Regions from separate parts of the Homo sapiens genome. Here region 2 is linked to region 1. The links are chromatin loops, found by intact Hi-C in ENCODE. Cell type or tissue: heart left ventricle. All regions are shown on one strand.

Evidence for each region. A loop is a pair of places that touch in the nucleus more often than their neighbours do. Peaks named below come from ENCODE experiments on the same cell type or tissue, not always from the same donor. Only the 100,000 strongest peaks of a DNase experiment are listed, where the experiment ranks them.
Region 2: it touches region 1 in a loop (2.5-fold over the local background); 24 of 110 quality-filtered maps call a loop at or near these places.

What each region holds. Positions count from the first base shown.
Region 1 is chr17:66,162,158-66,170,157 of GRCh38, forward strand. All of the region lies in intron 4 of CEP112 (centrosomal protein 112), which reads right to left. Among named protein-coding and RNA genes, the nearest start is that of CEP112, 26 kb to the right of the region's middle. In heart left ventricle, a CTCF peak has its summit at 3,579 (motif pointing left); no DNase peak of the experiment used is centred here.
Region 2 is chr17:65,541,892-65,549,891 of GRCh38, forward strand. AXIN2 (axin 2) reads right to left here. Exons shown (of 11, transcript NM_004655.4): 3 at 7,629-7,769. Among named protein-coding and RNA genes, the nearest start is that of AXIN2, 16 kb to the right of the region's middle. RefSeq lists a silencer at 766-966. In heart left ventricle, no CTCF peak of the experiment used is centred here; a DNase peak (open chromatin) is centred at 4,525; H3K27ac peaks cover 4,432 bases.

The sequences.
Region 1 (8,000 bases):
CTTAAAAAAGATCAAAGACTCAACCAGAAACTTCACATAAGAGGATATCCAAATCATCGATAAACATTAAAAAAGATCTTGATATCATTAGTCATGAAGGAAAATGCAAATTCAAACTATACATCTGCCATACCAGAATTGCTAAAATTATTAAAAACTTACAAACCGAGTTTCAGCAAGGATGGAGAGCCATGGGAACTTTCAATCTTGCTAGTGGAAATGTAAACTGGTACAGCCACTTTGAGAAATTTTATCAGCAGTGCCTACTATGATTACACTTCTAAGTCAACACTCAAAAAAATGTGTATACTTGTGTACTAAGAGACATGTAAAAGAGTATTCACAGTAGAATCACTTGTAATGTCAAAAACCAAAAGTCCAACCATGGTACAATGGATATATAAATTGTGATATATTCATACAATAATTTTAAAAATCCATTGCTAAATGCAACAACATGGATCAATCTCACAACATAATGTTGAGCAAAAGAAGACAGAAACAAAAGGGAACACGCTTTATGAATCAAAAACAATGAAAACGAATCTATGGTAACATAATACAGAATAGTGGTTCCTTCTTCAAGAGGTGATAAATGACTGGGAGAGAGCAAGAAAGAGTTTCTGGGGAGGTAGCTATATTCTCTATCTTGACCTGGAAAGAGATTTCACAGATATATACATTTTGTAAAACTTCATCAAGCTTTACACTTTGATGTGTCTTGTTGTATGTGTGTTGTATTTTGATTTTAACATTTTACCAAAAGACAAAGAATGAACTATAGCTATATTTATTAACATGGATAAATCTGAAAAATATGATGAGTTAAAGGAGCAAGTCTCAAAATAATATATACAGTATGATTCCACTTACATGAAATTCAAAATAGAGAGGTAAATAACTGATTAACACAAAATACAGGACAGTAATTTCCTCTCAAGCAAAGGGAAGAGGCAATCGGAGAAGGGTACCCAGCGGTCTTCTGGAGAACTGTAATATACTATTTATTGGCTAGGTTGAAAGTATAGAAATGCTTATCTTCTAGTGGCTCTTTAAAGTGTACCTATGCACTGTACATGTTTTTTGCATGCATGCTATGTTTCACAGCTGTAAAATATTTTAAGAGTAATACAACTACTGAATTACAAATTATCAGAAAACCAAAATGAGAACTTCTGATTTTCTGTCTTTTCATTTATCTGAGCAGCAGGTAATATTGTTATATACCATCTGCAGAACAGTCTTCTTTGGGTATATTACTAAATATACTTATGAAACATAAAAATAAATAACAATTAATAATCCAGTAAAGTATCAAATAATGCTGAAAATTAAAAAATGAAAATAACTTCCAAAAATCCACAACATACTTATTTTAATTTTTCAAAAAGAACTTTATTAGAAAGAAAAAGAAAACTAAATGAAAAAAAATGAGATGCTTAACAAAACTAGAAAAAGGTGAGCACAGATCCATAAACACTTTAAGACTTCGTATTTCCAACTACTTACTTTAAAATGGCACACTTGATTTTAAAACTTAAAAATAAAAACAAATTTAAAAATCGTACATTTAAATCATTGTTTATTAATATATCTCTGACTTAGAACACTCAATATTTAAATTTCATTAAAATTAAATGTTAAAATATAAGCTGTTATCCATTTTTGTTTATTAAAAAGGACAACCCAAACTGTTCAATATTACCTGACAAACAGAAACTTGTGAAATTAAAAGATGTCATTACAAAGCCTCACTCATTAAAAGAAAGAAAAAGAGAAATGTGACTAAATTGTCAGAAAGCTGACTTACTGGGGGAGAAAAAAGCCTAAATGGCCCAAGGACCATTATTTTCAAAGCTGCTCCATCCCAGTTACAAATAGTTGCCACTTGGCCTCATCTTAGTAAATACCTAAGAGTGACATTTAATTAGCACATTAATGTTGAAAATTAATGAGTAGCTAAGAGGTTTTATATGTGTGAAATGTTGTATTTTATTGTGTACTCTAACAAGCAGTTTTCACTTCTCATTTATGTAGCAGTCCTATTTCTAGAGTACAAGGTTAAGTGTCTATCAGCAAGTGTCCATTGTATAAAAGATTGTCAAATTAGTCAGATTTGGCCAGGCACAGTGGCTCACGCCTGTAATCCCAGCACTTTGGGAGGCCAAGGCGGGAGGACCATTTGAGGTCAAGAGTTGGAGCCCACCCTGGCCAACATAGCAAGACCCCGTCTCTACCAAAAATACAAAAATTAGCCAGGCGTGGTGGCGGGCACCTGTAATCCCAGCTACTCGGGAGGCTGGGGCAGGAGAATCACTGAACCCAGGAGGCAGAGGTTGCAGTGAGGGGAGATCGCGCCACTGCACTCCAGCCTGGGCGACAGTGCGAAACTCTATCTCAAAAAAAAAAAAAAAAAAATGGCCAGCATGGTAGCTCATGCCTGTAATCCCAGCACTTTGGGAGGCCGAGGCATATGGATCACAACGTCAGGCATTCAAGACCAGCCTGGCCAAGATGGTAAAGCCCCGTCTCTACTAAAAATACAAAAATTAGTTGGGCGTGGTGGCAGGCGCCCGTAATCCCAGCTATTCAGGAGGCTGAGGCAGAGAATTGCTTGAACACAGAAGGCAGAGGTTGTGGTGAGCCGAGATCGTGCCATTGCACTCCAGCCTGGGCAACAAAGTGAAACTCCATCTCAAAAAAAATATATATATATATACACACATATATGTGTGTGTGTGTGTGTGTGTGTGTGTGTGTGTGTATATTTATTTATAAACAGTTTCTTTTTTGTTAGTAGGAGCTCCTCTGACAGCAGAAATTGACCAAGAGCAACTAGATGTTGATCATGGGTGATCATCACCAAAAAAGGGAGCTGCCCGTGAAATGCAAGTAAGCACAGAAGAAAGGTCTCCCATGTGGCAGAGCCAGTTTCTATGCACCAGCACCCAAGCCCTAGTCCCCATTCCTACCCCACATCCCCACCGAGACAGAGAACAGGCCACCAGCTCTCCATCTGGTCAGTCAGGTTTTGCAATGGCCAAGCAGAAGATTCGGATCTGGTACTGTTCTGCCCAACACAGTAGCCCCTAATCACATGTGGCTATTTAAGTTAATTAAAATTAGAAATTCAGTTTTTCAATCACACCAGCCACATTTCAAGTGTTCAATAGTCACGTTTACTGGTGGCGACTGTATTGGACAGTGCCGCCTATAGAACATTACCATCAGAAAGTTCTATTGAACAGTACTGCTGTAGAACACATATCTGCCCAAACATCAGGGTTATTCACAAATAAAATGAATGTACTTTTGGCAGGTAATATTTAAGAAGGTTTTACTAAGAAGGAAAGGTATTGATTGGCTCCTTGCTAAATTATCCAACAATTTCAGGAGGAGCAATTTATAATGTTATATAGTATCATTTACATATAAAAGTGGAGTTTAACAAAGTAAAAAGATTCTTTTGCATGCCCAGACTAAAAAATTAAATCAATATTTTTAAAGTGAAAAATGTTTGCTCACATAGATTAACTTCTTCAACCACAAGTGGGTTTTCATTATACTTGATCACCATCTGCTGGCCATGTTATTAAACTGCACACACAAATGAAATGCTAGCTATATTGGGGTAAGACATACAGAATCCCAGCTTTTTGCCACAATGCATTCCTGGAAAACCATATCATAAAGAGGATCATTATAAAGCAAGTCACATTTTCCATAAGGGCAGGACCATAATTAGAATCTTCATTCCAAACTAAAATCTAGCATCAAATAACCCATGGCAAAATCTCATTAAAGCAAAGATGTAAAAACTATAGTCCTCTATAATTATTTAAAATAGGATAATTATTCTCCAAGTTCTTTCTTACAGGTATGAACACATGTATTATTTAGATGACCCAACATGAGTTAAAAGATAAATATAATTTATATAAAATTAGCCTAAATCTGATATGGTAAAAATAGTAGGTAGTTAATAATAATTATTTGCACTCTCCTAGAAATCCTAAGCAATCTGGTGTAGGCTCCTAATAAAATGGCACCTAATTAAATGCCTTCTTTTTCATCAATAAATTCCTCTCAAATAAGCAGAAGCAACGTGTTTCTTCCATTGTAAAGCAGTGTTTAAAGGTCAGGGTTTATTTAACATTACTCCTCTTCACCCTACCCTAACTTTTAATCAAAGTTTTCAGTAAAAATAATAAGTGCTATTAAATCATTTTTTTACATCTTTCCCTATCCCAGAACCTCACTGCACTTTGGTGATAAGCTACCAGACCACGTATACTTCACTGAAAAGACATAAAATTACTACAAGCCATTAACAAGAAGCTTCAAAACATTTTTCACAGAATTGTAAAGCAAGAATACAACCTATTACTTTTGTGTTCTTTGAGATAAAGCATGAAGAATATATAGATGATGTGAACTAAAATCAAAATATTAGTTACCAGCCGAGCACGGTGGCTCACACCTGTAATCCCAGCACTTTGGGAGGCCGAGGGAGGGGGATCACCTGAGGTCAGGAGTTCGAGACCAGCCTGGCCAGCACGATGAAACCTCGTGTCTACTAAAAATAAAAATAAAAAAATTAGCCAGGCGTGGTGGCACACGCCTGTAATCCCAGCTACTCAGGAGGCTGAGGCAGAAGAATCGCTTGAACCCGGGAGGCAGAGGTTGCAGTGAGCCGAGATCGTGCCACTGCACTCCAGCCTGGGTGACAGAGCAAGACTCCATCTCAAAAAAAAAAAAAAAAAAACACACAGTTACTTAGGCAGCTTCAAATATATGGCGTGAAAAAATGTAAACAATGAGGCCAGCCACTGTGTGTTCCTTCTATCCTTGAAAAAGAGGCCTATTACATTGTTTAAAGATTCCTATAAAGCCTCTTTTAAAATAGAATTACCATTCTTTATTTTGATATTGTGCAGGATTCATACTTACAATCATAACCTTTCTGCAGAGTCATAATTTATTTTTCTCAGGGAATACAAAATGACTTTTAGTAACTGAAAATAATTAATGACCAACAGACTTTAAGATAATACCCTTTGGGAGGATTAGTAATTAGGGAAGCAAAAGCATGGTCAAACAATCTAACAAGCAAGGCCCTGATGAACTATTACAATAATGATCACCATACCAGTGATGATGGTGGTAGCCGCAGCTAACACTTAACAGGCCCTCTGTCAAGGGCTCTACACGTCTTATTTCACTTTGTCCTTACAACTCCATTTGCAAATGGAGATAGTGGTAGTACTAACCCCGAAGTTAGTACTACCACTATCTCCATTTACGAGTGATGAAACTGGGGTTTAGAGAAATTAAGTAACTTGCCTGAGGACAGATGGTTGCCAAGTGTCAGAAGTGGAATGTGAACAAAGGCAAACTGCTTTCTTTCAGCTCAACCTAGAAATAACCAAAAACAAAGGTATAGCTGCCCAGGATTGCTGACGCAGCACAAGTGGAAAAAAACAGATAAAACTGAAATTTCCATATTTGCTGCATAAAGTACTTATGCCTATATGATACACTAGAAAGAACATGGGTGTGAAATCATAAGGCCCTGCATTCCAATATTGGATCCATCACTGGAAAAGTCACTGGACTTTCCTGAAGCTGTTATCTTGTCTATAAATACAAAAGGGCAATGATGTCAGCCTCACTGGACTATAGAGAGGATTCAATCTGATGACTTGGAAAAGATTTCTAGAACAGTACCTAGCATGCAGTAGGAGATCCATAAATGGTATGACTTGCCTCACTTGGCCTCTGCTTTCACAAATTAGAAATACAAGTGGAATCCACAAACATTTATTTACTAGAAAATTTTTTATTTTTATGTTTAAATGTATATATATCTGTTATACAAATTTATTAATTTGCAATGTGTATGCACAAACATTTTAACAAGATGATATTTCAGAAGGCAACTGAACAGTATCTATCAAAATAAGAGTGTGATTATTAGAAATACCATAGACACATTTTTTTTACAAGAACGTTTTTAAATGTACACTCCAAACTAGTCCAAATCCCTAAAGCTAACCACCTTTAACAGTTTCATGTGTGGTACCCAGAAAGATTCCCTGCACACGAACACATATGTATCCACAGAGCCTCTAAAACACATATACACAAACACAAACGGAAGCTTCCTATACTTTATGTACTTCTTTTTAACTTTATCCTATTAGATCTTGCCATAATAACCTATATATATGTGTGTGTATATATATGTGTATATGTGTGTGTGTGTGTATATATATGTATATATATGTGTGTGTATATATGTATATGTGTGTGTATATATGTATATATGTGTGTGTGTATATATATGTATATATGTGTGTGTATATATATGTATATATGTGTGTGTGTGTGTATATATATATATATTTTTAACCATTGCACAAGATGTTGAACCAACTAATAACTCCACCAACAAAGCAATTTCTCACCTAGGAGTCCATAATAGCCCAAAACAGATGCAGGCATATAATAATCCTTCTTGATATTCTAACTGATAATTTGGCATCTTGAAATCATGGACCAAACTAACAGCCAAAGTTGTCCACATCCTTACCATTCCTGTCTTTTTGTGGGCACTTGGAAATTATATTACAAACCCTCCAACTACAAACCCCAACATCGGTATTTCACTTTCTGTCCAATAGGGAACATCCCACCACTATATAAAAAGGCTCTCACCCATGCTTCTCCTTGCTACTTCTGCCTCCTGACCAACCCTTGTGCTTCTCCACATGGCCTGCATGGTGTGGCATGCCTCCCTCCTCTTGGAAACTGTGAGAAATAAACTCTTCTTTCAAAGGCAACTTGTCTCTATGTCTGTCATCGTATAATGTCTGATTAAAACAAACCCTGGGTGCATTTTTAAATAAGGTGCCTGATGATGGATTACTAGGATGTAAACTCAGGCATTCTTTATAACAATAAAAAATTAAAAGCAGAAGAGACAGATTAAATTATAGTATATCCACATTATGGATTATCTGTAATTTAGAAGTCCACATGATACAGGTTTAAGACATAGCTGAGTAAAAAAAAGAGCAAGTCTCAGAACAGTATGTACATTATGAGCCAATTTTTAATTTCTTCTTTTTTTTTTTTTTTTTTTGAGACAGAGTCTCACTCTGTCACCCAGGCTGGAATGCAGTGGTGCAATCTCAGCTCACTACATCCTCTGGCTCCTGGGTTCAAGCGATTCTCCTGCCTCGGCCTCCCGAGTAGCTGGGACTACAGGCACCCACCACCATGCCCAGCTAATTTTTTTGTATTTTTAGTAGAGACGGGGTTTCACCATATTGGCCAAGCTGGTATCGAACTCCTGACCTTGTGATCCGCCCGCCCTGGCCTCCCAAAGAGCTGGGATTACAGGCATAAGCCACCGCACCCGGCCTGTAATTTCTTAATTATATAGGTGTGGATGTCTATTGTAAAATGATATGCACAAAATTGTTAATGGTGATTACCACTCCAAAGTGGGATAAAGAGGACACAGAAGGATTGTGACTTTTTACTCTAAATATTTCTATATTGAGGTTTTTATAAACATGTATTATATATATAGATTGCATACTTTTCCAAAATGAGGATAAAGACTGTACTAGTCATCTATTGCTTTATAACAAATTATTACAAATTTAACAGCTTTAAACAACACACATAAATGTTCTCATGTTTCTGCAGGTCAGAAGTCCAGGCACAGCTGAACTGGGTCTTCTGTTTAGGGCCACAAAAGGCTGCAATCATGATTGGACCAGACCTGGGTTCTCATCTAGAGGCTCAACTAGGGAAGGATTCACTTCCCGACTTGTGTGGATGTCAGCAGCATTCCGTTCCTTATGGCTATCTGATTCATGTATGATTTGTGGCAGCTGCATTTTCCAAAACCAGCAAACGGAATGACAGCAAGTCTACTGGCAAGATGAAGTAATGTAATCCTGGGAATAATATCCCATTACCATTGCCAT
Region 2 (8,000 bases), 620 kb before region 1:
TTTACAGGTGCCCTAAGTAGGAGATTCTCAGGCCCCACTGGTCCTCCCACTTGTTCCCACTGCTTCAAACCAGGAACCAGTGCCTTATGGATAGGGCCAGGGCAGAAAGTTGTAGGGATAAGAACCAAACCTACAGAGGGCTAAATCAGGCATTAGTGAAGCATGCATAACTCTCCAAGTCAACCTCCTAGTCATTTCCAAATGTATTTCTTTTTATAAACCAGTACAGCGTGATTAATAAAAAGAATATATAACATTTAGGCCCCTTCTCTCAGCTCCAAACCCTACCACCCCCAACCAATGAATTTTCAAAGACACATGACCAATGTGGGCATGAAGAGAAAAGCCCCTACTATGTGGTGGTCTGTGCAATCCATTTAAAGATTAGCACCTACTATGTGCCAGATCTTCTCCTAGGCACTAGGCAAGAGAGCAGTAGACAAAGTGGATACATAATTCAAACAACTGCCCTCTTGAAGTTTACATTCTAATGGGGAGGCACAGGCAATGAACAAAATAAAAAATAGTATGTTAGTGATATGTACTATGAATAAATACACAGCAGGAAAAGGAGAATCACTGGTGAGTGGGTAAGCTGCAAATTTAAATTGGATGTGGGTGTCAAGTCCTCATTGAGAAAGGGACCTTTGGGCAAAGACCTGAAGAAGTATGGGCCCCTATCCATTATATTTTTAAAAACAAAACATTAACAAGTAGAAGAATTTTTAAAAAGCTGCCACTCCAGCTAGTGTTCACTACAACTATGACCTAGAGTTGCCATGATTTTTTCCAGAAAGAATTTCCTTCTTAAAAGCAGAATGGTCAAGGTGTGACTATTTTCCCATTGATGTCCCTTCAGGAGGCCACTTATTTACAAAAGCCTCAGGGTGCAAACATTTTCATAATGAATCATACTTGGAGGCTGTAAATATTGAAATTGGGTGTTTGGCTACTTCCCTTTCCCCAATGTCTGGTTCATCATAGGGTGGAAGAAAAATAGGATAATTAGCAATGTCTAAAAATACCCAGGGGGCAAGCCAGGAGTAACTAGTCAACCTCTAGCTCCTTATCTGAAATGCCCTAGAATTCTAAATAGCTGCATTTTCAGGAAGTCTACTGACCTAGGTCAGAAAACAGGAACACAAGGGACAATGAAGATTCCAATAGATCAACAAACCAATGTATGTTAACCAAACCCTGGCTAAGGAGTGCATAAACGATAATTGCACTGAGGTGAGTAGGGAAGGGAGAGAAGAGAGATCAGTATCCAGAGCAACAACTTACCCCCAAGTGTGAGTACTGCCCCAAAGAAAGGTAAGTATGGAGCAGAGACAGAGCACTGTGGGAAGGATTCGCAGCAGCTGGCTGACCAGTGCTGGAGAAACACGTCTTCTACTCATGACTGAGAAACAGCCTCCTACTCATGAGGCTCGGCACCTGACCAAGCCCACCTAAAGATTATTTATCAAAACTCTGTGTCTTCACCTTGGGTAGCTGAAAACGGGACTTATAAGCATGCCTGGCTTGACCAGAAACCAAATCGCACCCAAGGCAACTGATGCCAACCTGAGAATGCCAGCTCATAGATACCGAGTCCCTACTGTACGTCAGACATTGGACCTATAATCAGACTTCATTCTCATAAGAACCTTAATGAGCCACATTTTACAGATGACCAGAAATGCTCAATAGCTCACCTAGTGTTACAGTCAGTAGCAGATTGACAACTCATACCCAAGCCACTGCTGGACTCCAGAACAGGCATCTGTAACAACCTACACTTGGTCATTTCAATAAGATGCCCTTCCCAGCCCCAATCAGCAGTCAAGCTTCCTGATGGTCTTAATGTGGAGATGCCATTTCCTAAGCCCCACGCAGTCACCTGACATTGATAAGGCATGAGGGGGAAATTTGTGGAATTTTCTGGGAAGTCCTCCCCAACCACCTAGTACTCACTAGCTATGGGGCTCGCCAGGTGGTTCCCAAGCCATGCTGAATATCCCCATCTCTCACCTAAGATACCTTGTATGGTAGGGGTGGCGGTATCCCACAGATTGGGCTCATGCTGGTCTAACCAAATTCTGCTGCCCTAGGGCTGTAAGACAATGTCTATCCTCCATCTCTCTTCTAGGGACTTAGACAGTGGATGACTCTGCTTCAGCCCTGTTCCTGACAGTCTTGGGGGCAGGAGTCAAGCACTCCATGGACCCCACCATGACACAAGTGACATAAGGCTTCAAGAGTCCTAGAAGAGTCCCCCGTCCACCCCCTCCAAGACTCTTGACATTTCCACTGGTAGCTTTCACTCTTCCTTCTCCCAGATGAAAGTCAGTGGTAGAGCTTTTATGCCTCTTTTTCTTCTTCCATATAATAAGGTTAAAAAAAAAAAACAGGATGGGGGTAGGGATGGGGAGGGGAGTAGATAACTGCAATATTGAAGGCAAAAGGAACAAATGATTTCATAAGCACCTCATACCCCGCCCCCCATCCCCCACCACCACCACCACACACACTCCATTACCCAGGGCAGGTGAAGGACTAAACTGCTGGAAAGGCAACTTGTAACCAGAGCAGAAAAGGAAGATGTCAGCCTGTAGAGGCTCAGAAAGGCTTAACAGGCACCTTCAAGGAAATGTGGCTTTAATTCCCTCCAGCCAAGAATCTTCTTCCAAAACAGCCCCTCATTCCAAAAGGGGGCCTCTCTTCTTTTATTCAAGCTCTAAAAGTCTGTGATCAGTTTCCTGGCTGCTCAAGCCTGTGGGCTGGAGAGCACCAGAGTTGTGGTCCCTATACGGTCTCCTTTAATTATAAACATTTTAGTTAACGAGCCTGCTGCCGGGCCCAGCTGTTTCTGGGGAGCATGGTTTTGAAGTGTGGACTCCACTTAGCTGCCATTTGAGCCGAGCCAATTAGCTTAGCCTTTTGACTCCACCGTGCCCGACCTAACCTGAATGTCATTTTCTGGCGACTTTGAAATAGCAGACTCATGCACACATGCGTCCACTCGCATCTTCATTTGGCAACCACTCTGAAGGCAGCCTCTGATCACAGCCAACATCAAAAGCCTGGTTTGTAGGAAAAGGTTAGTATTTGAAGTTCACTCAGATGCATTTCCTGGTGTCCAAAGTAAACCCCCATAAATAAGATATAAAGAAATACAAATAAATAACTCGCGACATTCCCTGTGTGAAACACCAAAAAATCATCTTGTGCTGATTTGGGGACACTCAGAGCTGAAGCAACATACAAACGTAGCTGATCCTGATTACAAGAGCAACTCCTAGCAGAAAGAAGAGACAAAGGCCTCCACACCACTGACTTAGCTTTCATGATTCCTGGCAACATCTAACCATGGCTACACTTGGGCGGCAAAGAGTCTGCTGCTTCTGACATTTTCACCCTCTTTACTCCATCCTTCTAAGCCTGATGCCCTGGAATGGCCCACAAGCCTTCTGCCTCCAGTGCTGCAAGGATTTTGGTGGGAGTCTGGCAGTTAACGTTAAAAAAATTTTTTTTGGCAGGTTGTGGTGGCTCACGCCTGTAATCCCACCACTTTAGGAGGCCGAGGTGGGTGGGTCACGAAGTCAAGAGATCGAGACCATCCTGGCCAACATGGTGAAGCCCCGTCTCAACTAAAAATAGAAAAATTAGCTGGGCGTGGTGGTGCACGCCTGTAGTCCCAGCTACCCAGGAGGCGGAGGTTCCAGTGAGCCAAGATCGCGCCACTGCACTCCAGCCTGGCAACAGAGTGAGACTCTGTCTCAAAAAAAAATTAAGCCATTTCTTCCGAGAATGCAGGTTTCAGAGTAACAGGCTCATAAAACAGCCTTCTCAGAGGCCCAAATGCCCAGCCATCTTTAACAGGACTTTTTACTTAGCAGGAAAACAGAAGTCAGCAGTAGGCTTTGGGAGAAGGCAATGATTTCTTTAAAGCCCCTGCCTGCTCTGCACACTCAGGCCCCGGCATGTGGCTCCCTGGAATAACCAACCAAGTGCAGGCCAGCACTGCCCCAACTTCTACCCAGGCCTCTTGCAAAGGCCCCCAGGACTTAATTGGTTCTGTCGCAAATGAGACGATTGCTTTCCTGGGTTTGTGTCTAATGAACTCCAACCTTCTGGAGTCTATTGAAGGCTGCCTGTGACCCCCTCTCTCCCTCTCCCCCCCTCCCCAGCCCTGTTCCCTCCCCAGCTCCCAGCAGGGCAGCCAGCCCCCCTCCCCAGCCCCTCACAGCCCGCACTGGCCATTGTGACGGGAGAAACAGCCAGGGCTCTTTTCATGCTTTATGGGGCGCTCCTATTCACTTGTTCAAGGAAATTTCAAAGGGGCCTGCTACCCTCTTATCCCCTCTAAGCTTCCCGGGATGAACAATGGGCTGAAAGCGATTCAGTTCAGCTTTTCATCCCCCACACACTTTATTTCTCGCCCGGCGCTCTCATCTGCACGAGGCCTACAATTGGCAGAGTTCTGAAGAGGAGGTCTGATCCCAGCCCTGGGAATCCCGGGTGACCGCCCGGTGCTGGGCAGGATCACACACACCCAGGGCCAGTCGGCCAGAGAACACATTGCATCGCCAAGTCTGCTTGCAGCAGAGTGGGGAGGGCCCCAGAGACCCCCATGCCTGGCACCCAATGGCAGCTTGAGTCAGTGCCAACAAGTCTGGAGACCCTTCTGATGTTTTCTAGTGAGCCCCACTAGAGGCAGCATGAGACAATGCCCAAGAGACAGTGACCCCACATGGATGCCAAATGCACTCCTAATTAGTATAAATGCCCAGGTGGGCACAACTGTGACAGTTAATCTGATAACCTGCGCACTTGATTGGGAGAGGGCACAGAGCCACTCAACACCACCAGGACGAACAGAGCCAACACCATGAGCCCACGGGTCTCTAGGCCTTGCAGCACTTCCTCCTGGCTTCCTGGTTTATTCACTATCCATCCAAGGCAGCTTTGCCACAGGATAGGCTTATTAATACTCACAGGTTCTGCCACCAGGAACCCAAAGGTATCTACTGTGCCCCAAAGAGAAAGCCGCTACATGAGGGACTTGACCTGTTCTGTCTCTGTATCCAAGTGGACCTCACTGAACTACACACTAACCCTTGCCACCTAGAATAGGGACTGGCAAAGGTAACCTTTCTGATCCCTGAAAAGTGGCTCCCCCATGCTTGGAATCCAAAGTGCTTCAGCTAAAGGGGGAAGGGTGAAAGCTTTAAAGTCACCTCTAAATAAAAGAAAGTTTTTCTTCTGGGAAGGGGATAAAAGAAGAGGAAGTAAATGGGGAGGCTGCAGGGGAGAACTTAGAACCTGCTCCCTTCTACCCCTCCCAGAACCAGTCTTTCTAAAAAGCAGTCTTGATTACTAAGAAATATAAATAAAAGAAACCCAAAGTGGCTCAAAGGTCTCATGACCAACCGGTCCTATTCACAGATCTCATGTTGAGAACGCTCATGCCTGGGGGAAGGGCAAAGCGGGCAAAGTACAGGGCCTGTGTCTGGCCTGGACCTGAAGTCTGTCTCAGAGGTGCATGGCTGTGGAAGCACCAGGCCTTATTTCCTCATCTGTAAAGTCCCAAGTATCTGCCTGCCTGCCTTCCTGATTGGGTCTTGGGAGGATCAAACAGAAATAAGTATGGGACTACACCCAAGTTATCTCATCATGAACCCAGAATAACACCTCAATGATGGGGACTGACATGCAGCCAAGGACCAGGAAGCAAGCCAAAAATAGTCTCTAAGAAAACTAAACAGAAGTCTTATCGTCTGACGTAAACTGCATTTGACTTAGGAGATTCACTCAATGCCTTCAATCAATTTCAACTTACTCTTATTTTACACATAATGCTAAGATTCCCACACAATCCACAAAGTAATATATGCTACAGGAGGAATGCTTGCTAGAAGCAAGCACACAGACAGCAAAACACAACAGCAGGGAGAATGAAAAGAGAAAAGAGAAACTTTTCAAAGGGGAAAGGGTCAGATAACCCTATGCACCCTCATTGCCTATGAGAGAAATACCACAACAAAGTACACAAACAGATCTTGATATTATTTGGATAACTGAGAGATAAATTATGCCCTGTCTAATACTATGCAATAATGACAGAGCAAAATGTATTCTAAGAAATATGTCCACCAAAAAATTATCAAAGCACAATTTTTTCAAGTATGGATACCGAAATTTCAGTCAATATGGAAAACTCACTTCTGTGAAACTTCTCATATCTCCATATTGGATGAAAGATGTGTACTTTCCTGTTTCCATATTGGATGAAAGACGTGTACTAATGCCAAAATGCTATTTTTATTAAAATTCAAACTTTCACCTTGAGGATATCTCTCCCTGTACTAACAAGGGAATTTGAGGTAACACAATAAAAGCCACCAGCAAAATAAATAGTAGGTTCCCAAACTCACCTCATCAACTTTCCCTCCAACTGGTCCCATGCCACAGGCCAGGCAACAGGACATTGGCCAGTAAAAACCAGATAGTTTCAAACAAACTGGAATAATAGATGGTCCAGTTTTAGGAAGCTAAAAGGAACAAACTCTAAATAAGTGTGCCAGAACTTACACGGTTCAATGGGTTTGCCTTTCAAAATTGTTCCTTTAGCAGGCGAAATTCTGACTCCAAAACATTGAAAAGCTTTCAAGACCATTTCTGGAACAATGAATCTCAACCGGGTGTTGGGTGAGAAGCCTTTGGGGAATTTTACCCATCCCCTATCCCCAGGCTCCACTCTGGGTCTCCTGAACCAAAACCTCAAAGGACAGCCGGAGACAGGGATACCCAGGCCACAGCTACACATCCCTCCTCATGAGACTCACTGAGGATCACTGCTGTCCATCCACAGAGATTGCCATGACTTGACTTCAAATGACCTAAAATTCAAAATGTTACCTTGACTAAGGGCCTTCTGACCTCATCGGACCACGCCAATGTCTTGGGTTACTTTCAAAAATCAAAGGCTGTCTGCCAAAGATCCAGATCAGACACTACTTTGGAGAGAGCCCCTACTTAGGGTCCTCAGTATCTAACACAGAGTATCTAACACTCCACCCACACTTACTGAATAAACGATGTCCATTTAAAAACAAAACAATGCGGAACATTACACACTGTGGCTCTTTAGAGATTTCTGGCTTTCTCACCCCCACTTGCAATGCCTTTTCCTCCAAAAACAATGAATACCTAAACACAGACCCTTCTAATGCCACCTTGTCTCCCAGCTGTTGGTTCTGCAGACAGGATACCTGGGTTTCTGGACCAGCCAAGCAACTGTTCCCACAGGGACAACCAGATGATGACAACCAGAAGAAGGTTTTTTAAACTCAAGGAATCTATAAATATTCATTCATCCTAATCTTCTACTGTCCTTTAGTTTTTCTTCTGTTACAATATCCTCCCAACTTTCAAAGCTCTAAGCTTTACCCTACCCAGATGACCATGTCATCCTCCTTAATCAGCACCATACCCTTGTCATACTCCCCTCCCACCAAACTGATGTCCATACATGCACAGGTGCGGTCTGCAAAGCCAGCTGAGGATGACAGACGATTCTGGCTAAGTGCTCAGGTGGCATCCACTCCCAAGCAAGCCCACGGAAGGGTGGCCAGGATACTCACACACTGCTGTCCGTCATGGACATGGAATCATCCGTCAGCGCATCACTGGATATCTCACTGTCGTTGGCGCTGGTGGCTGGTGCAAAGACATAGCCAGAACCTATGTGATAAGGATTAACAGGATCGCTCCTCTTGAAGGACCTATGGGCAAAGTACAAAAGTGGTTCAGTCACTGACCCTCACCAGAAACCCAGGTAATCAGGTGACCCCAGGACAACCCAGCACACTATCCCACAATCTGCTCAACGCCAACCTGCTGCCCAGGTCCAGTTGCTCACCTGGGCAGAAAGCAGGGGCCACAAAAGGGAGGCCTCCTGAGCCACCGGTTCACCCTGGGGAAAGCAAGCTGGTTCCTCTGCCCCCAGTGGTGGG